2 separate regions of the Homo sapiens genome follow, and region 2 is linked to region 1. Evidence: chromatin contacts called from ENCODE Hi-C or POLR2A ChIA-PET data. All regions are on one chromosome and are shown on one strand. Each heading gives the region's core, a stretch centred on a gene start or an enhancer-like site at or near the end of the contact. The rest is flanking DNA. Distances are from core to core; before and after follow the strand shown. Region 1 holds the start of LINC01140 (long intergenic non-protein coding RNA 1140). Region 2 has its middle 48 kb from the start of LMO4.

Evidence for each region. Hi-C counts contacts between places; a loop is a spot of excess contacts on that map. ChIA-PET counts read pairs that join two places held with the same protein, here RNA polymerase II (POLR2A). Pooled maps may share reads with other maps.
Region 2: a loop to region 1 is called in a map of heart right ventricle, with 2.6 times the contacts of the local background. The contact joins the enhancer-like site here to the promoter of LINC01140 in region 1. A Hi-C loop is called at or near these places in 28 of 168 maps with a recorded cell type or tissue (A673, GM11168, HCT116 and 16 more), 20 of 37 single-sample maps with no recorded cell type and 22 of 50 pooled maps. POLR2A ChIA-PET finds 5 or more read pairs at or near these places in 1 of 52 experiments (AG04449).

The regions. Positions count from the first base shown.
Region 1 is chr1:87,127,050-87,133,184 of GRCh38, forward strand. It overlaps LINC01140 (long intergenic non-protein coding RNA 1140), which reads left to right and starts at 2,716. Exons shown (of 3, transcript NR_026989.1): 1 at 2,716-2,945.
Region 2 is chr1:87,277,965-87,283,846 of GRCh38, forward strand. No RefSeq gene overlaps it. Among named protein-coding and RNA genes, the nearest start is that of LMO4, 48 kb to the right of the region's middle. Within about 2 kb of position 1,392, at least 6 of the 41 ENCODE cell types and tissues checked have a DNase peak (open chromatin) inside an H3K27ac peak, as active enhancers do; they include heart right ventricle, where a contact is called at or near this core.

The DNA.
Region 1 (6,135 bases), core at 1,466-3,965:
ATATGGCAAACAGCTGAAATTTACAGTTGAGAGTAAAATTTCCTCATTTGGGAAAAAAACCCATCATTTCACAGATTTAGAAAGTGGTCATTCTGATCTCCAGGGCAAATAAAAGTGTTTTATAACCTTCCACAAAAGCTTATGCCTTGATTAAATTTTTATTATGAATTATTAATTAAACCAAGGAAATGCAGAGGCCTAAACCGTTGCTTAAATTTGCTCCAGATTGAGACACAAACCAAAGGCGGCAAGAAACCCTGAAGGGGAGGTTTAATGATGAGCAACACATATAAAACCATCCGCACGCTTTCATCTGCCAAAGGCTCCAAACCAGCCATGTAAATGAGCCCATGTGCCCAGACCCGGACAGAGGCTGGCAATGGGCCTGGAAGAAACAGGACCTCCCTGGCTTCTCTCTCCTGGGGGTCTGTGTTTGGGTTGCATGGGGCACTGTGCCATTAGAGACACAGGGGCTTATCTACCTCATGGAGCAGCTGTAGTTAGAGGGAGTAGCTGGTAGTAGAGCAGAAAAGCAGCCTGGTGTCTTGGAAGCTGAGCCAGAGGTCAGGAGAAGTGGGTCACTGCTCTCTGGATGGAGTGATTGATCCAACCAGAGCCAACCAATACAGTTGTGCAGGTTACCTGGAGCCTGGGCCCAGTGGGTGCTGACATCCAGCTCATCTCCTACTCACCACGCCTTGCTCCTTGCTGTAGAGCTGCACCCACTATGAGGAGGGAGAACCTTTTTCTGACTTGAACAAGGGAGTCACATGGCCTTGCTTGGAGGCTGACAGTGTGCGTATGGCGTGAGTGGGAGGGATGGGGCTGCATTCTTCTTTTTCTTAGAACACAGAGGTGTTGTTTGGGCAAGTGGTAGCCTAGAACTGAACCAGTAGATACTGGGGATGCAAACCTGAACAAGACTCTCATTCAAAGAGCTCACAGTACCTTGAGGAAGCAGACAGATATACAGAGTATTCTAACACGTGGGGACAAGGTGTACAGGACATCTCTATGGGTACCCACCCAGATGGGACTGGACAGTGGGGAATCAGAAGCTTTCTTGGGGATGATGTCTAAATGAGTCTTGAAAAGTGGAAGGGGTTGGGATGAGGGTGTAAAGAGTGAGAAGGCACTGAAGGTAAACAGAACTGCAAGATCAAAATCATGGAGGATGAAGGAGCATGGTCCAAGAGCTCTCAGGGAAGACGTGGAGATCCTGTGGGGGCTCCCCACTTCATGTTGTTGCAGTTGAAGACATTTTCAAGTATGAGCAGTTATTCAAATATGAACTAAGCGGGTGATACCCATTCCCTTCCCCAGTGACCAAGACTGGAGGGCTTGAGAACTCCAAGTTCCCAGCATGATGCTTGGCGTTTGAATGCTACTTTCTTCCCCTTCCTCACTTCCTCCTGCCCTTTGATTTTTAATATGAAAACATTTTAATATGAAAACATAAAATATATACATCTGTGTATCTTTCATAACATTCAAAAAAGAGCTAAAAAATGTGAAGTGAAGGGTAATAGCATGATGCTTTGGCCATGGTCGGCTCCCCATGATTTTGTGTCCCCGCTTCTGGGCTGGCTTCTTACAGCGGATTGCAGCTGTGCCCCAGCAAGAAGCTGGCCTCTCTGGATCAATCACTCCAGAAGCGCAGAGGAAAGGGGAGCTTGCCTCAGTAAGCAAAAGTCACCATTATCTGATTATCTTTAGGGATTCCCTACTATCTGGATAGCTAGTCATGACTAGAGAAGATTCTGCATGGAGACAATATATCATTTATTTGGCTTTTATTTTTACTGAATTCAGTGCTCATGGAAAGTGGCACATTGACAACGCTGCTTCCTAGCATGACATCACATAAATAAGTTTGAAGATACTGCTTAATAAGAACCCTTTAAAGATAAGAGAAATGGTAGAAAGAATTGAAGGATGCTGTTTCCTTTTTAATATCTGCCATGAATCATAGTCCAGAGAGAAGACAGCCGAGGCATGCAGGGACAAGACACTAGCACAGGGGTCAGGAGATGGGCATTCACAGTGGGTACAGCTCAGATCCCTGCCTTTGCTTTGGCCTGAGGCTGGGCAGACAGGGACATGGAAAGCTATGGGGCTGGTCTGAAGGGTAGGGTGGGGTGGTTAAGCCTTTGCTGGCACATGGCTTTGCAATCTTGTACACTGAATAAATCCATCAGAGCACTGCATCCACTCACCCAATTAGCCTGCACCTCATGAACACCTATTGTGAGGCCAGCACCATGGGGAAACTGAAAGAACCAGATATTCTACCACCATGGAGGAATGACCTCACCCTGGGTAGTAACTCTTCCCTTCTGCTCATCTACCCAAAGGTAAAAGAAAGTGCAAGTTTCCTAGTTTACATTGTGTTTCTTGAGGGAGAAAAGGCTCTTGGTAAAACAATGCCTTATTCCTTTCGTTTGGAAGTTCTTTCTGCAGAATACAGCTCAACTGGGGGTCCCCAAAAGGCCCCTGAATAATTTAAAAAAAAAAAGAGGTGGTGTCAGGCAAGGGCTTTAGGACGTAGAAGGTCACTTTTGGTTGTTGTCCTGTTGATCCAACTGCTTTACTAACTGGAGCTATTGCTCAAGCTGGAGGGTGAGGGAATGGGTGGGGCTGAGGCTGGGAGTTGCTCAGTAGTTGACCCCAAGTGATCTTGTTTGAGGAAAACTCCTGTGATCCCCCATCAGAATATTTTGAAAGTGGAAGAGTCTGCTGGCGGGAAGGGAGAAGAGTGGGAGGAGGAAATAAGCAACAGGCAGCTTCCTTTCTTGACAGATGGAAAATAAAGGGCCTGTGCACAGCTCGGCGAACTGCTCCGTGGACCTCCCAGCGGGGCTGCTTTCTGAGGTGATGGTCTCCTCGCTCCTTAGCCAGCCTGGTGGAGCCAGCTACTGACGTTGGAAAGGAGTTGGAGGATGGAGGTTTGTGGCCGGCAAATGAGAGGTGTCGGGGAGGGAGAAGAGAAAAGCAAGCGGGCTGAGGAAAAATGTAAGGGAGGGAGATGGTTCTTCGATGAAACCTCTGGCCTCTTTTAAACCATAAAGAGGTCTGGCTGGTTTGATTCCAGTCCATAAAATGGCTCAGTAGGATCTTAGGGATTATTTAGCTCAAACCCCTGAGAGGTGAGGAAACTGAGGCCCAGAGGTCCCACTTGCCTTTGGTCATGGGGTGAGTATGTAGCCCAGCAGGGTCCCAGCTCCTGTGAGCTGCGATTCATGGTGTTATCTTTGCTGGGGAGGCCTGAAGTTCCTTTAGCTTGTCCATGTGAAACAGAGGAAGAGCCCACAAGGAACGCATTCATCTCAGAGTTAGGTGACCTTGGCTTTGGGATCTAGTTGCTCATTACTTCCACTTTCCTTGCCAACATCTTTCCTAAGCCTTCCAGATCAGGGCACAGTACCACTCCCTTGCTGCCAGACAGGTGGCCTGTCGTGTGGGCAGGAAGGGGAGTTCAAGGCAAGCAAGGCCCACTGTGAACCCCCTGCTAGAAGTGCTCTCCCCTTCCTTCTTTTGGAGGTGGCAGTTACTAGGCAGCATGACCCAGAGGAGGAGATAAGCTGCCTCTGATAGGAAGGTTTTATCTTTGAGGTTATTGCAAATATGCCTGACTTCTTCATCTGGTTCTGTCCGGATCTGAACTGGTAGCCAGATAAACTGTTGGCGGTCCCATTTCATGTATTTATCAAGTCTAAACAATTGTCAGGAGGCAATTATCCCCCAGGAAGCCAATGGCAGATAAATAGTGTCCCGCAGTCTGGTTCCAGCCATGGAATCTGTAAGTTGTCCCTCCTTGCCCTGTGCAGATTTTCTCCTCTGTCCCTGCTGCCCTAAATTTTAAAGGAGGTTTGATGTTCCAACACGTTTGCTTTGGTGTTCTTTGCCCACAGCCCCAAATAAAATCTAATGGTTTTTATAGGTGGATAAATCCTTTTTAAAGGCTCTTTTGTTATCACCATGGGGTTTGTGAGCACTAAAACTGGATTTTAAGGGATCAGTGAAACCTTAGAATCACGGTTTGCTGTATCTGGAAGGAACCATGACCACTTGGTACAGACCCTTCAAGCGGTAGATGAAGAGGCCAAAGCACGAAGGGATTTGATGGCTTGTGAAGGCAACGTGCTCTTCAGAGTCGGGCAGACGTGCAGCTGAAGCTTGGTCTGGCCACTGATCTGCTGCCCGGCCTTGGGTAAACTCCTGGAGCCCCTATTTCCTTATTGATTACATGGAGATACCAATCCAGACTGCACAGTATTGTGAGAGGTAGTAAAACTGTTTCCCTCTGGTCGAGGTCAAACAGACAACTGGGGGGCAGAGCTAATGCCAGAACCTTAGTATCCTGGCTCCCAGGTCTTTATCCTTTCCATTATTCTGCAGGAGGTCTTCAGGCTACTGTTAAATAAAAAGTAAAGCTTCTACTTCGTTCCACCCAAAATTCTAGTTCAGTGTTTCCCAGACAGAGCACCTCCAGCGGGTCTGAGGCTCAGTTCTATGTGGAGACTCATGTTTATACGATGACAGCATCTATATTTTTTCTGGATGAACTAATAATCGACTGGCCATTGTATTTAGGAAAAACCAGACATCACCTCATGGACGTCTCATTGAAGGGGACCGTCAGTTATTCCATTCATTCTGGCAAATTTTCTTTTTAGCTTTGGTTGCAGCAGGAAGAGAGAGACGTCTGGGGGGCTTTTTGCCTGTTGGAAGGGCATCACTCGTCCACAGCTGGAGCCCCTGGGATGACCCATCCCAAGGTCCCAGCCTAAGTCTGAGGTTCCAGGGCTGGTCGCAGGCCGTCCTTGCAGCCCTCGCCAGAGCGTTGTCTGCACCTCCGACACTAGGTGGCGCCATAGGAACATCCTCGCGGCCCGAGGCGCGGTCGCAGCCGGGGAGCACTCGCCACGGTGCTGTGGAATTCTCTGGTTTTTCACGCAAGGTCAGGCGTCCTGCTGGCGCCCTCTCGCCACCCTGCCCTCCCGTCAGAAGCCCGGCTCCTCGCCGGGGAAGGCCGGATGCTGGCCCGCCGGGACCTGGGACTTGTGCCACATGGAGTGTCGGGAGTCTCCATTGCCGCGAGTTCTACACCACAGGGCCAGGCTGTTTGCTCCCCATCGGTCGCTGCCCCCAGCACCCTGTTGTTATTAAGGACTCATTTGCTTGGAGCGGCATCATTACAAGGGTGTGGGGTACTACATATACTCCCTATTTTTCTATTTTCGAAAGGCTGCAGGCGCGATGCACAGTGCGCTTGCACGGTGGGGCCTAGTGCTAGCCCGAGGAGCGGACGGGGGCCGGGCAGGGGCGGTGGGCGCCGGCCTCGTCTCGGTGCTGCTCGGTCAGGCTGTCCCGGCGCGGCGGCCTCGGGAGGCCCTGCCGTCCTTCACCCCTGGAGGCGGGCTGGGGGGCGGGTGCGGGGCGCTTCCCCTCCTCAGGGCCCTCAAACCGCAAGGGGGTTTCCGCTTCCCAGTCGATGGTCGTCCTCTCCCATCCCCGGCTGCATCTCCATTTACCCGTCGCCCATTTCCTTTGCCCATCCAGGCTCCTTGGCTCCACTGGGGTCTCCGTTCCCTTCTCCCGGTCCCCCCTCCAGGTCGCGGCTCCTTTGTCCAGGACTACGCAGGGGCTTGACCCCAGGGCGCTGGTTTAGGCCGGATCTGGGGTCCCTTGTCACTCCCAGGCTTCTTCCACTTCCGAATTCTGGAGAACCGGGAATCAAGCCCTGCGCGTTCCTCTTCTTCCTCCTTCGTGCCGAAAGCACGCTTCATGTCTGCCAGGGCATCAGTTCTGAAAGTGAGCGGAGAACAAGGAGTTTCTTTTTCTTCCCCAGAAGTTGCCTTTTGTAAGGACTATGTCTGCGCCAGGGCTTGATACATGTTGCTACTCCTGGGAGTGTGAGACTGGGAAGCTGATGGAAATGTCAGCATTAGCTTTAATGGTGAGGCCAAAGGGAGGATGGACCCAGCATCAAGCCTGGGTAGAGGAGAACGGGAGAGGGAGGACCAGAACCAGGGGCCGCCTGTTCACTGCCTTGAGGTGTCTGAATCCTGCCTTTGCTGTTTGTGAGCTCTAGCACTATGGGTAAGTTGGTTAACTTTTTGAGCCTCAGTTTCC
Region 2 (5,882 bases), core at 142-2,641, 150 kb after region 1:
AAGAGGGGAAGGGCGATTGGCCCCACGTCATTCACATTGTCTGTTTTCCATGGAAATAACTGTCAGGACTTCTACTGCATCTTCCTTTGCTTTTTAGCTTGCGCTCCATTTTTCTTTTCATAGGTTGACCAAAAAATATTGCCTGCAAGAGAATTCCGTAATGCCACCATATATCTAATATCTATGAGGCGTTTTGTTTTAGCGTTACTGGACTTAACCACAAAAGGCATTTGACATTGATAAAGAATCTGTCAAGTCTACCCTGATCAGTGCACTGAAATCACTCATGACAGGGAAGACACCAACTCCCCAAAGCAGTGGTAGATTAGGGGAAAAATGATCAGAAGCTTTGTCATTGTGAAGCCATCTCATGTTGGACCCTACACTGAGCCAAATGTGTTTTACTTGTCACACTCCATTAGCATGTGTGAAACAGTTGGGAAAATGGCCATATGATTAGACAGAAGGAAACCCAAATTCTTCATATCGGGACTTGTTACCACTGAATAATGTCTTTGCAGGAGGGATTGGTTTAGATTTTGTTAATTTCTTGTGTGATGAAAAATAAATGGCATTTATGGATAGACTCTACAAAAGTTGACCACAAACAGTCCCTCTAAATCTCCCCTGTGTTAAACATTTATAAAAGAAGATGTGTTGAAATCCACAATTTTACTGGCAAAACGGTCACTGATATCAGACTCCTAAAATTTGCTCCCTCAACACCTCCTCACCATGGGCACCAGGAGATTACATTTGCCCAGAGCTGAGCATCTTTCTATGGCTAAGAAAAAGCAGAGGACTGGTGTCAGATGAGGACTTCCCTCTGGAGTAATTCTTACCTGAACAAAATCCGAATTTATGTAGATATTTTCTGCTAAAAAATTGTTGTTGTTGCTTTGTTTGTGTTGAGAGAGAATGTCAGTGAAAAGATGACTTTAAGGATGAGAAGATAAGAAAGACTTGGATACAAAGGAAATTCCAGTAATGCTTAAAACACCATGACCTCAGCACTGTAAGGAAAGGACAGAGTAGGCGGTATTTTCCTCTTGGGGCCAATCTGTTGAAAACTCACATAGAATGAAAGAAAATCTATTATGGGAAAGAAAGATAGCTTTCTTGAATACTGCCTGTATAATTACATATGTATGAGTGTTACAATTCCTGAGAATGAAATCTCATTCCACATATGATTGGGGAATTATTAAATGTTGACTATTAAATATTTTAGTTAGTTTCACACTGTGTTTATTTCTCCAGAATGATGAATATGCAGATTTAAAATTGAATTTCTTCGTCCCAAGAAAATGATGAAGCCAAGTCCTTGACGATGTCTAGCTTTTACAGATGGGCCCTCAGACAGGGTGACTAACCACAGCAGGCAGCCCATGTGTCAAGAAAAACCACGCCACCTCCCACCTCTGTGAAGGAGGACCATTTAGATTGGGAAACTGCCCTAATTCTGATGATGGTCCCTGGGTATTTGTGCAAAACTATGGCCTGATTTAGTTACTGTGGGTAACAGTTACCCAGCCCAAAACCCAAGCACAGGCAGAAAACAGATATTATTTCTAATAGCAGGAAAGGGCAAGGACAAACAAAAGGGCACAGGAAAGAGGCTTCCGCCCCTGGACAGACCAGCGTGGTGGGCAGTAATTAGCACAAAACACCCACTCTGTGTTTTTCTTGAGCCTGTTCAGCTTGTCTGGCCCCCAGAGCTTCATAGTTGGTCCAAGAATTCAATGCAGTCCTCCCTTGTGACTACACAGAATGTGTTTGCAGTGTTGAAGGCCAGCCCAGGACTAATTTTGAAAAGTAAATCTGGGAAACAGCTTAATTTCATTTCCCTAGAGATTTTTCTGGGACAAAGTTAGAAGGGAAGACAAGTTGAATAAAATAGCAGTTAGAGGCAGAGGCTACTTTGAGCAAAAGTCTCCTACACTCTCCTTGCTCCTCAGTTCCTGTACTATGTAGGAAGTTTAATACGTTTTCAGTAAATGGTGGTAGTTTTTGATGCTACACTACAGTGTTTTACAACCCTTGTGATGCAGGTATAAACTGCAGGATCTTTAATTAAAGTGGTCTCTTAAATACTCAGAAGAAAGTCATAATCAAATGTACACAGGTGACTTGTGCTTCATAATTCTACACAAAGCACCTACTATGTGTTAGGCCTTGTGACCCATAGACTAGGCCTCCTAGTCCTGGGCTCTTACTACTACTACGCCACACACTGCTGTCTTGGTAGAACTGACAGAGCTAGTGACCCAAAGTCAATGCTGTTGACTTTGTAGGTCTCAAGTTAAAAACAGCAATTTTGGCAGAAACTCTAAAATAGGAATATAAGTGAAAGATGTACTTAACTTACCAAGAGGTGTCAGTATAGAGTCGTGTATACTGTAAGAGCATGAGCTTTGAAATGACATATTCTGGTTCAAACCCTGACTCTACTGTTTTCCAGTTAGTTTGTTACTTAATCACTCTCAGCTTCAATTTATTAATCTGTAAAATGGGTATAATAATACTTATTTTCTTACCATTGTTGTGAGGATTAAATGCATGTGAACAGCTGGCACAGTCAAAGCCAGATTAAGAGCTGGCCATCAGGGCAGCTGCCTGAGGGTCTATGGGTCCATGCTGAAGGGAGACCAAATACCCCAGGAATAAATTATAAACATGGTGCCAGTAACTCAGGTGTCTACACGTCATCCTGGCGAAATGGAATTGGCTCTGTCCTGCCGGAATAGACAGCCCCTTGGAATAGAGAAAAAAACTATCCTGATTGGCCAGTGTGGCTGAGTTGCATGGGACACATGCAGGTTCTGCCACCACCCAGCCTGAAGCTGGAAGTCATAGCCAGCTGAAAATCTAAAACCAAATGATGCCGGGCTTATGGCTGTATTCTGGAGAATTATGCTATTATCTAAATTAGAATCCTGATACTAGGCTTCCCAAACGGGGTTGTCTGCTTTTAAAGAATCATAACAGAAAACAAGAACAAAAACACGGGAAACATTCTGTCAACATGAAAGTCAGAGAAATTAGATTTTTAAGCAAAATTTGAACAAGATTTTACAACTCTATCAGTATGTTATCTTAATGCTTTGAAAAGAACACTATTCAGTTGTGAGAGTGAAATAAGTGAAATGGAAGGCAATTTTAATTAAGTCAAAATGTTTCAGTACATGAAATAAGTCTCTTATTTTGAACATCAAGATCGATGAATATGAATTATATTAACAGAAAATCAGTTTCTCTCACCCTCAGAAAACGACTGTTGGTCAATAGGATATTGGTTTGTAGTGACACCAAACGGTGAGCCAACCCAAGCTGCCCATATTCTGTCTGGCCCTGAGCGCAGTGCCTGCCACACAATGACTGTCAATAAGCATTTGCTATTAGAATATAAGCATTTGCAGTTACAGCAAATTTTAAAGGGTCTGATTATGATTTCCTGAGAAAATGTTGAGTAGGTGACTTGAGGATTTCAAACCTGTGACACAAAAACAAAGGAAGAAACATCTGTTTTAAGTGTGATTCTTGGAACTTCTTGGCTGGTGTGGCCCCTGCCTCTCCCATCCTTCTTTCCTCTACTCCTTTCTCCTTTATATTCTTCCTTGTCAGCTCCTGTCTCACTTCATGCTCTTCTACACAGGCCAAGCACCTGACACCTTGCATGGTGCAGGCCTCAGACGTGCCAGCTTTCTTCTCCCTTCTATTCTCCTCTTCTCCCCCTATCCCACCTTCCACAAAGTATAACAGTGATGGTTAATATTAAGCGTCAACTTGATTGGGTTGAAGGATGCAAAGTATTGTTTCTGGGTGTGTCTGTGAGGGTGTTGCCAAAAGAGATGAACATTTGAGTCAGTGGACTGGGAGAGGCAGACCCACCCTTAATGTGGGTGCGAACCATCCAATCAGCTGCCAGTGTGGCTAGGATAAAGCAGGCAGAAGGTGGGAGATGCCAACTTGCTGAGTCTTCTGGCCTTCATCTTTCTCCCATGCTGGATGCTTCCTGCCCTCGAACATCAGACTCCAAAATTGTGGCTCTTGGACTTTTGGACTTACAGCAATGGCTCTTGGGCCTTCGGCCACAGACTGAAGGCTGTACTGTCAGCTTCCCTACTTTCAAGGTTTTGGAATTGGGACTGAGCCACGACTGCCATTCTTGCTCCTCAGCTTGCAGAAGGCCTATCGTGGGATTTCACCTTGTGATTTTGAGTCAATTCTCCTTAATAAACTCCCCTTCATATATACACCTATCTTATTAGTTCTGTCCCTCTAGAGAACCCTAATACAATACTACTCACTACCCTGTAGAATAGTGAATGACTCAAGAGAAGGATCTTTCTTCTTTGAATTTCTGCATGAGACCTCTTGACAATGGTTTTATCTGGCTGTTCATGTAAGTGAAGTGAGGCTTGGTGGTAGAACGGTGGTGGCCTGGTGTCAGGAGGAGAGGGCTCTAGACCCACGCCTGCCTTAGCCAGCCAGTTCTTATTTAAATGTGGCAATTAAATGCATGTAAGAGGCAGATCTGGGCATTGAAATCTGCAGGAGCAACATAAGGAAGCTGGACTATATCTGTAGTGTTCAAACACTTTTAAAGGAGTAAAAACCTTTTTTACAAACACTATTTTTTGTGATATGCCTCTATACAGAGCAGATGTAGCAGGAGACATTCTGAAGAAGAACCGGGAGCTCAGAACTCATCAGCTCAACCTATTATGATCCGCCCTCCCCACCACTCCAGCTCCCCTCCCCCAACTCTTTGGTGGCTTCTCAGGAACTTTCAGGGAAATATCTGTGGACTAGATGATCTCCATGATCTATTTCTGGTCCCAGGTAACTTCCGTAGTGGGTAAGCTCCTTGAGGCAGGCATTGAAACTTACTTTTTCCAACTCCTGTTCCCACACGATCCCCTTAATGCTCAGCGAAATATTGGACACACATAAGCAGTTCATATTTATTTATCCTAGTCAACTTCCTGGTGATTAGAAAATAATTAGGAAAGTATTACTATATGCTTGTAGTTACACAGATTTAGCCTATTTATGCCAGTATTTTAGGGCTAGTTTAAGGTTTTAATTGTGAAATGATTAAAAAAAAAAACTGGGTGCAATTTCTTAGTAATGATACCTTTCACTCCCGAGTGTTCTGAGCATTGAATTAGTAGATATCTGCTGGGGTGGCTCTTGGTTCAGAGTTCCCCCATCTCTGGGACTGACACCAACAAGAGTTGCCATGGCTTTTTCCAAGCAGCGCAACCCTATCTTCTCCCCAAACCCTGCCTATGGTTTATTTGTCTAGGGATGGACACCCATCGAAAACAGGCCAATCAGAATCTTTCCCTGGGGTTTTCTGAATTGGAACCAAGAGAAGATTGCCTCTCTCCCTCTGATGGCAGCAGCCCCTGCATGCCGGATTCAGGGGCTTTCTGAGCTGTGATCCCCACCACATGAAGGCAGTCAGTCTGTGGAAGACAGCGAAGCCTTCCTCTGAGAAGAATGACAGAGAGTCATGGTGGTGTTTAAGCTTCACTTTCAAGTTGCTTCTGGGTCCCTGCTCTTATTCCTGATTATGGTCCAGTATCATTCTGAATCCCAGTGTGGCCTAAACTAGTTTGAATCAAGTTTCTGTCACTTACAACCAAAAGAATCCAGACTAATATAAGAGTCTTGCCTTCTTTGTGTTTCTTATCTGATTTCATATTAAGTTTATTCTCCATGATGTTAGTATTGAGATGTGCACACTTTCTGTGCCTCTACTTGATACTCAGATGGTTATCCATGCCAAGGCATGGCACGAGGAGGTCCTTGAAGACCTAAACTAGTTGTGGGTGACTGTTTTCTGCAAGACAGGTTGGAGCTTCTCCTTTGTG